2 separate regions of the Homo sapiens genome follow, and region 1 is linked to region 2. Evidence: chromatin loops called from intact Hi-C (ENCODE). Cell type or tissue: PC-3. All regions are shown on one strand. Links, peaks and the distances in the headings refer to the core of each region. The heading gives the core; the rest is flanking DNA. Region 1 holds the start of LOC105373231 (a long non-coding RNA gene). Region 2 overlaps WDR64 (WD repeat domain 64).

Region 1 (2,923 bases), core at 314-2,813, 54 kb after region 2:
TCTTCCTATTAGCACTCATTGGCAAAACTGAATCATGAATGACTCCAGTATAACAAGCAAATTGTATATAAATCACATAAGAAAAAAACAGACATTGCATTTAGGATAAAATAAATGCACTTACATTTTTCTTTTCTCTGAGGTTTTACTTTCCAAAATTATAAACTACAAATTTGCCTAAATTTCTAAAAATTGGGTCACTAAAAATGTAGACATAAATTAACGTGGTTCTTTTGGTTTTGCCGTATCCAACTATCTCAACAGGATTTTACCAAGATAAAATCTGAACCAGTGATTCCATTGGCTGCATTAGAACCAGCTGAGAACTGGGTTTTTTAAAAACACAATACGTATTTTCAGGCCCAATCCTCTAAAAACGCTGATTCAGCTGTGTCTGGTGTGGTGCTAGTGCATCTTTATTACATTAAAGATATCAAGGGGGTTATGATGTGCAGACAGCTTTAGGTGGTTAGGACCAACTTAGCTTATTACCTAACATGCGATCAAATTCTAAATGAGTCAACATGCAGACGTTCTAAAAAACAACAATCACATTTTTTCTTCATTTGATTATCTACTGTGTTAATGTAATGCCTTGCTCACTCTAAGAGCTTAATCTGTGCTTATTGACGGATTGACTATAGCGAGAAATACCCGCTCAATTATATCTTATCCAATTCAGTTGTATTGCGTAAAAGACTAAGGAAGGCCGGGTGCTGTGGCTCACGCCTGTAATCCTAGCACTATGGGAGGCTGAGGTGGGTGGATCACTTGAGATCAGGAGTTTGAGATCAGCCTGACCAACATGGTGAAACCCTGTCTCTACCAAAAATACAAAAATTAGCTGGGCGTCATGGCAGGCACCTATAATCCCAGCTACTCAAGGGGCCGAGACAGGAGAATTGCTTGAACCCAGGAAGAGGAGGTTGCAGTGAGCCAAGATCACGCCATTGCACTCCAGCCTGGGCAACAAGAGTGAAACTCCATCTCAAAAAAAAAAAAAAAAAAAGGACTAAGAAAAACGTCTCTATAATAGTCAGACTTTTGTTTGACAAATGGGGTTGTAAAGAAATATAAATCTTTAAGGCTACTCCTAAGGTCTAAGAGCTTTCTCACCAAAGTGATGCCATATAGACTGAGTCAAATCTACTGGGGATAAATTATAAGCATGAATTCAGGGTTGAGAAGAGAAAACGCGGGTGTCATGGATGGCAAAGCTGGAATGAAGGCTTCTGCAATGCCTTTACTCCATTTCTTATTACTAAAATCATGATAAATCAAAAAATAATAATAAAAAATAAAAAACTCGACAAGGGAACTTGGGGAATGAATCACATTTGTCATAACCTTACAGTTCTACGTCAGTATGCTTGAGCACTGGGACTGAACTAATGGACCTGAGTTACAATGTTCTACTGTGTTCTGGTGGGCTTTGGTATGGAGTCATTGTGGTCAAAGCTAAGCTTATTTAACTTTTGTCATTGGGATGAGATCTTGAGACCAACTTCTGTCAACAACTGAGCAATGTTCCTCAGTGACATACTTAAATATTCAACAAAGGTGACCCATATTTTCATCTCAGGAATTCAGGTTATCTTCATGGATCACAGAAAACTGAGCTGGAAAGGAGAGCTTTATTATTGTGCTTCCAGATTTGTTCCACGATGATTCAACTGATTCTGTAAAGACCTATCTGCAGTATTAGTCACTTATTCAATAAACATTCACTGAACTACTTTAGGCCAGAAACTATGCTAAAGTGGAAGAAACTATTATAAACATTGAACATGAGCTTTTTTGTAGCTAATCAACCACAGAAGGTGAAGATGTGTAAATAAATCATCATAATACATGAAGTCATAAAGGAGGAATCTGAAAGTATTATATTATTGCCTCATACACAGCAATCAACTGTTTGGGGGCTTGGGGAGGGTGCTGAGTAAGGCAATGGGTACTGAGCAAGGCAATGGGAAGGGGGCTAGTGGGTTGGGAATGTGGTGTCTTGAGACACACACTGAGATGTACTTTCAAATGAAGTCTGGAACTGCAGATATATTTAGCGAGTTGAGACTGGCAAGGGCAGGACGTCATAGAGAAAATACATGGAATAAAATGAGAAAAAGAGAAGTGGGGAAAGTGATAGGGCAGAAAACTCTAAGAAATTTCTGACATGCAAGGAAAAGAAATTTCTGACACAGAGAAAATACATGGAATAAAATGAGAAAAAGAGAAGTGGGGAAAGTGATAGGGCAGAAAACTCTAAGAAATTTCTGACATACATGGAATAAAATGAGAAAAAGAGAAGTGGGGAAAGTGATAGGGCAGAAAACTCTAAGAAATTTCTGACATGCAAGGAAAAGATGAAACAAAAAGAGGTAGTGAAAAAGCCTGGGGATGAGTGTGGGCAAGACAGGTGTTGGGCAAAAAGAGAACCAGAGAGACAATAACTCACAGGGATGAGGAAAGAGCGGGTTTCAAGAAGGAATGAATGGTTAACACTTGTTAATTTTCCAAGGTCAAATATGTAAGAGCAGAAAGCTGTCCTTTAAGTTCTGAGAACTAAGAGGAGTGGAGTGACCTAAAAAGCGAGTGGTGGGAGCAAAAGTAAGCTGCAGGGACCCAGGAGGAGCAACAGGAGGTGAGGAAGCAGAGATATCAACTCCTCCAAGCTGTTCTACCATAAACAGAAAGAAAGATACGGGATTGCAAGAGTGATGGGCAGATAAGATGCAGAGAGTGGGTTCTTTTTTTCTTCCTTTTGTTTTGGAACAGAGGTGGAGGTGGCAGCCTTCCTTTTTCTCATCAAAAGAATTGTTAAACAGAGGTTCCCAGAAAGTCTGTGCACAGTGGAGATGCCGAATACCATAAAGTACTGAAAGAAGAAGCATCAGATAGTAGAGAGAACAAAGTTGGAACGACCTGG
Region 2 (2,923 bases), core at 245-2,744:
GTATATATAGATAATTAGGAAGATATATTATGGATATTAGTCCTTTTTGAAAAATTTCTCGGTAGCATGTGATGCTGATAGCATTTTACCCACAGTAAAATTTCTTTCAAAAATTGGTGTTAATTCTCTTAAACCCTGCCTCTGCCCAATCATCTAAGTTTAGGTAATATCCTAAGTCCTTTGTTGTCATTTCAGCAATGTTCACAGCAGATTCCATCTCAAGAAACAACTTTCTTTGCTCATCCATGAGAAGCAACTCCTCATCCATTCAAGTTTTATCGTGAGATTGCAGCAAGTTACGCTTCGCTTCTAATTCTAGTTCTCTTGCTATTTCTACATCTTCAGTCACTTTCTCCACTGAAGTCTTGAACCCTTCCAAATATCTTTGAGGGTTAGAATCCTCTTCTTCCAAATTCCTGTCCATGTTGCTATTTTGACCTCCTCCCATGAATCACAAATGTCTTAATGGCATCTAGAATAGTGAATTCTTTCTGGAAAGTTTTCAATTTACTTTGAGCAACCAGATTTATCATAGGAACCACTATCTATGGCAGCTATAGCCTTACAAAATGTATTTCTTAAATAATAAGACTTGAAGGTCAAAATTTCCCCTTGATCCACGGGCTGCAGAAGGAATACTGTATTCACCGGCATGAAAACAACATTCACGTTGTACATCTCCATCAGAGCTCCTGGGTGCATTTTCAATGAGCAGTAATATTTTGAAAGGAATCTTTTTTTTTTCTGAGTAAAGTAGCTGTATATGTTGAATTCAACAACTTAATTTAACATCTCTTCAGAAAGCTATTTTTGTGATATGCTTACACCTCCTCAACAAGGCAGGCGCATGTGTGCATGTCTGAGGGATGAAGTGTTTGGGGCATATGTTTGAGGCTGAAGAATAGAGAATAAGAAAACTGTACCTTTTTGTTCCCATAAAAATTTAAACCAATTGTTTTTTTAACGAGGATCTTCACTAACTTTTTTGATTTACTCTAATATTATAGTACTCTAATCAAACCTTTTGCACTTTTCAGCTTTTAGAGAGATAAGTGGTCAGACACTAAAGAATGGAAGAAAACTGCAAGTTACAGCAGGAGCAATTGAGAAAAGTCTTCAGTTTTTTTCTCCCTGACATTAGCAAAACAACCATAATATAATTTATTTCCTTTTTTATTATTATTAACCATAAAGCTTCCTTGCAAAAAAAAAAAAATAGAATAATAATATAGCTGGTTTATGGAATTTGGAAACAATTATTTTGTCATAGAACGGAAACATACTGTATTAGTTTTCCTCATATTGAAACAAATGTCAGTTTGGAACTGCAATTTGAATGTCATTCATTGCTAGTTTAAATGATAAGTAGGTTTTATTCTTAGCTAAAAGCCCTTTAAAATCAATATACACAGTGACTATGTCATAATAACGTTATCATGTAATATGCACAAAAGACAGAACAAAATGCATGTCCTCGTAGACCAATTCTAGCCTACTTCCCTTTTCAACTCTACATATAATTGGAAACACTAGGTTCAATTATATGTATTTGATATATGAAATCTTATTTATAGCTAATAAAAACAGAAAGAAGATGACTGCACAGTGAGTCAGAACCAGGCAGTTAACAAATAATTGTGTAGGTACCAAAAAATGATTGCTTAAAAAAAAAAGAAAAACTATGGTGATAAATTATAAACTATTGAAACACAATAAAGTGCCTTGTAGGCTTTTAATGTAAATGTAAATTATCTCCAATTTTGAATCTTTATTTTTTGTAGTTATCATAATTATCATTATAGCACTTCCTTTTTGCAACAGACTTTAAAATTATAGATTGAAAGTTTGCAAAAGTCGGCCAGGCACAGTGGCTCACACCTGTAATCCCGGCACTTTGGGAGGCCAAGGCGGGCAGATAACTTGAGGTCAGGAGTTCCAGACCAGCCTGGCCAGCGAAACCTCATCCTTAATAAAAATACAAAAGTTAGCCAGGTATGGTGGCGTACGCCTGTAATCCTAGCTACGGGGGAGGCTGAGGCATGAGAATCACTTGAACCTGGAAGGTGGAGGATGCAGTGAGCTGAGATCATGCCATTGCACTCCAGCCTTGGCAACAGAGCAAGACTCAGTCTCAAAGAAAAGTTTGCAAAAGTCAATTAGGAAAAAAATTTGATTGTGCATGGAAATCCTCTCCCTAAAACTCTTTTATTTAGAAGCACTTTTTATTGAATACCTGCCACCGTATCATGCACTGTTCTTAGCACTGGGAATGTCAAGATTAATGAGGTATAGTACCTGCACTGTAGAAGTACAGCAGAGATCCTGGAGGGCTGGGGAGACGGGGAGGTTTTTGAAGAGGATAATTGCTGAATTATAGCTAAAGAACTATCAGGAGTTAGCTTGGCTCAGATAGGCAGTTTCTAGAGGATAGTGAAAAGACAGTGAATCTCAAGTGGAAGAGGTAATGTGAACGAAATAATGGAGGTAAAATATTGCATGGTTTGTGAAGGATAACTACAAGTATCTCAGTGTGGCTGGAGTAATACTGGGAGTAGTTAAAAATGAAGACAAACAAATAGGTAGGGACCAGACCATGCTTACAAGAATAAGGAGCTTGAGCATCCTATAACAAATGGAAGGCCATGGAAGGGCTTTAAATGAGAAATGACACGATCAGATTTGTGCTGTGGGCAGCTCATCTTTGATGCTGCCTGGATGACAGATTTGACAGGGACAGGACTAAAGGCAGAAGATTCAGGCAACAGGCTACTTCCTGTTTTAGTTAAAAGATATAAGGATGACCAGGCTCAGTGGCTCACACCTGTAATCTCAGCATTTTGGGAGGCCAAGGTGAGAGGATCACTTGAGGCCAGGAGTTCGAGGCCAGCCTGGGCAACATAGGCCCCATCTCTACAAAAAAATT

Evidence for each region. Hi-C counts contacts between places; a loop is a spot of excess contacts. Peaks named below come from ENCODE experiments on the same cell type or tissue, not always from the same donor. Only the 100,000 strongest peaks of a DNase experiment are listed, where the experiment ranks them.
Region 1: it touches region 2 in a loop (2.1-fold over the local background); 4 of 110 quality-filtered maps call a loop at or near these places.

What each region holds. Positions count from the first base shown.
Region 1 is chr1:241,815,773-241,818,695 of GRCh38, forward strand. LOC105373231 (a long non-coding RNA gene) reads left to right here and starts at 2,118. Exons shown (of 3, transcript XR_949325.3): 1 at 2,118-2,375; 2 at 2,516-2,638; 3 at 2,773-2,860. In PC-3, for the core only: no CTCF peak of the experiment used is centred there; a DNase peak (open chromatin) is centred at 1,649; H3K27ac peaks cover 1,412 bases.
Region 2 is chr1:241,761,572-241,764,494 of GRCh38, forward strand. The region is part of intron 15 of WDR64 (WD repeat domain 64); the gene reads left to right. Among named protein-coding and RNA genes, the nearest start is that of EXO1, 85 kb to the right of the region's middle. In PC-3, for the core only: no CTCF peak of the experiment used is centred there; a DNase peak (open chromatin) is centred at 1,590.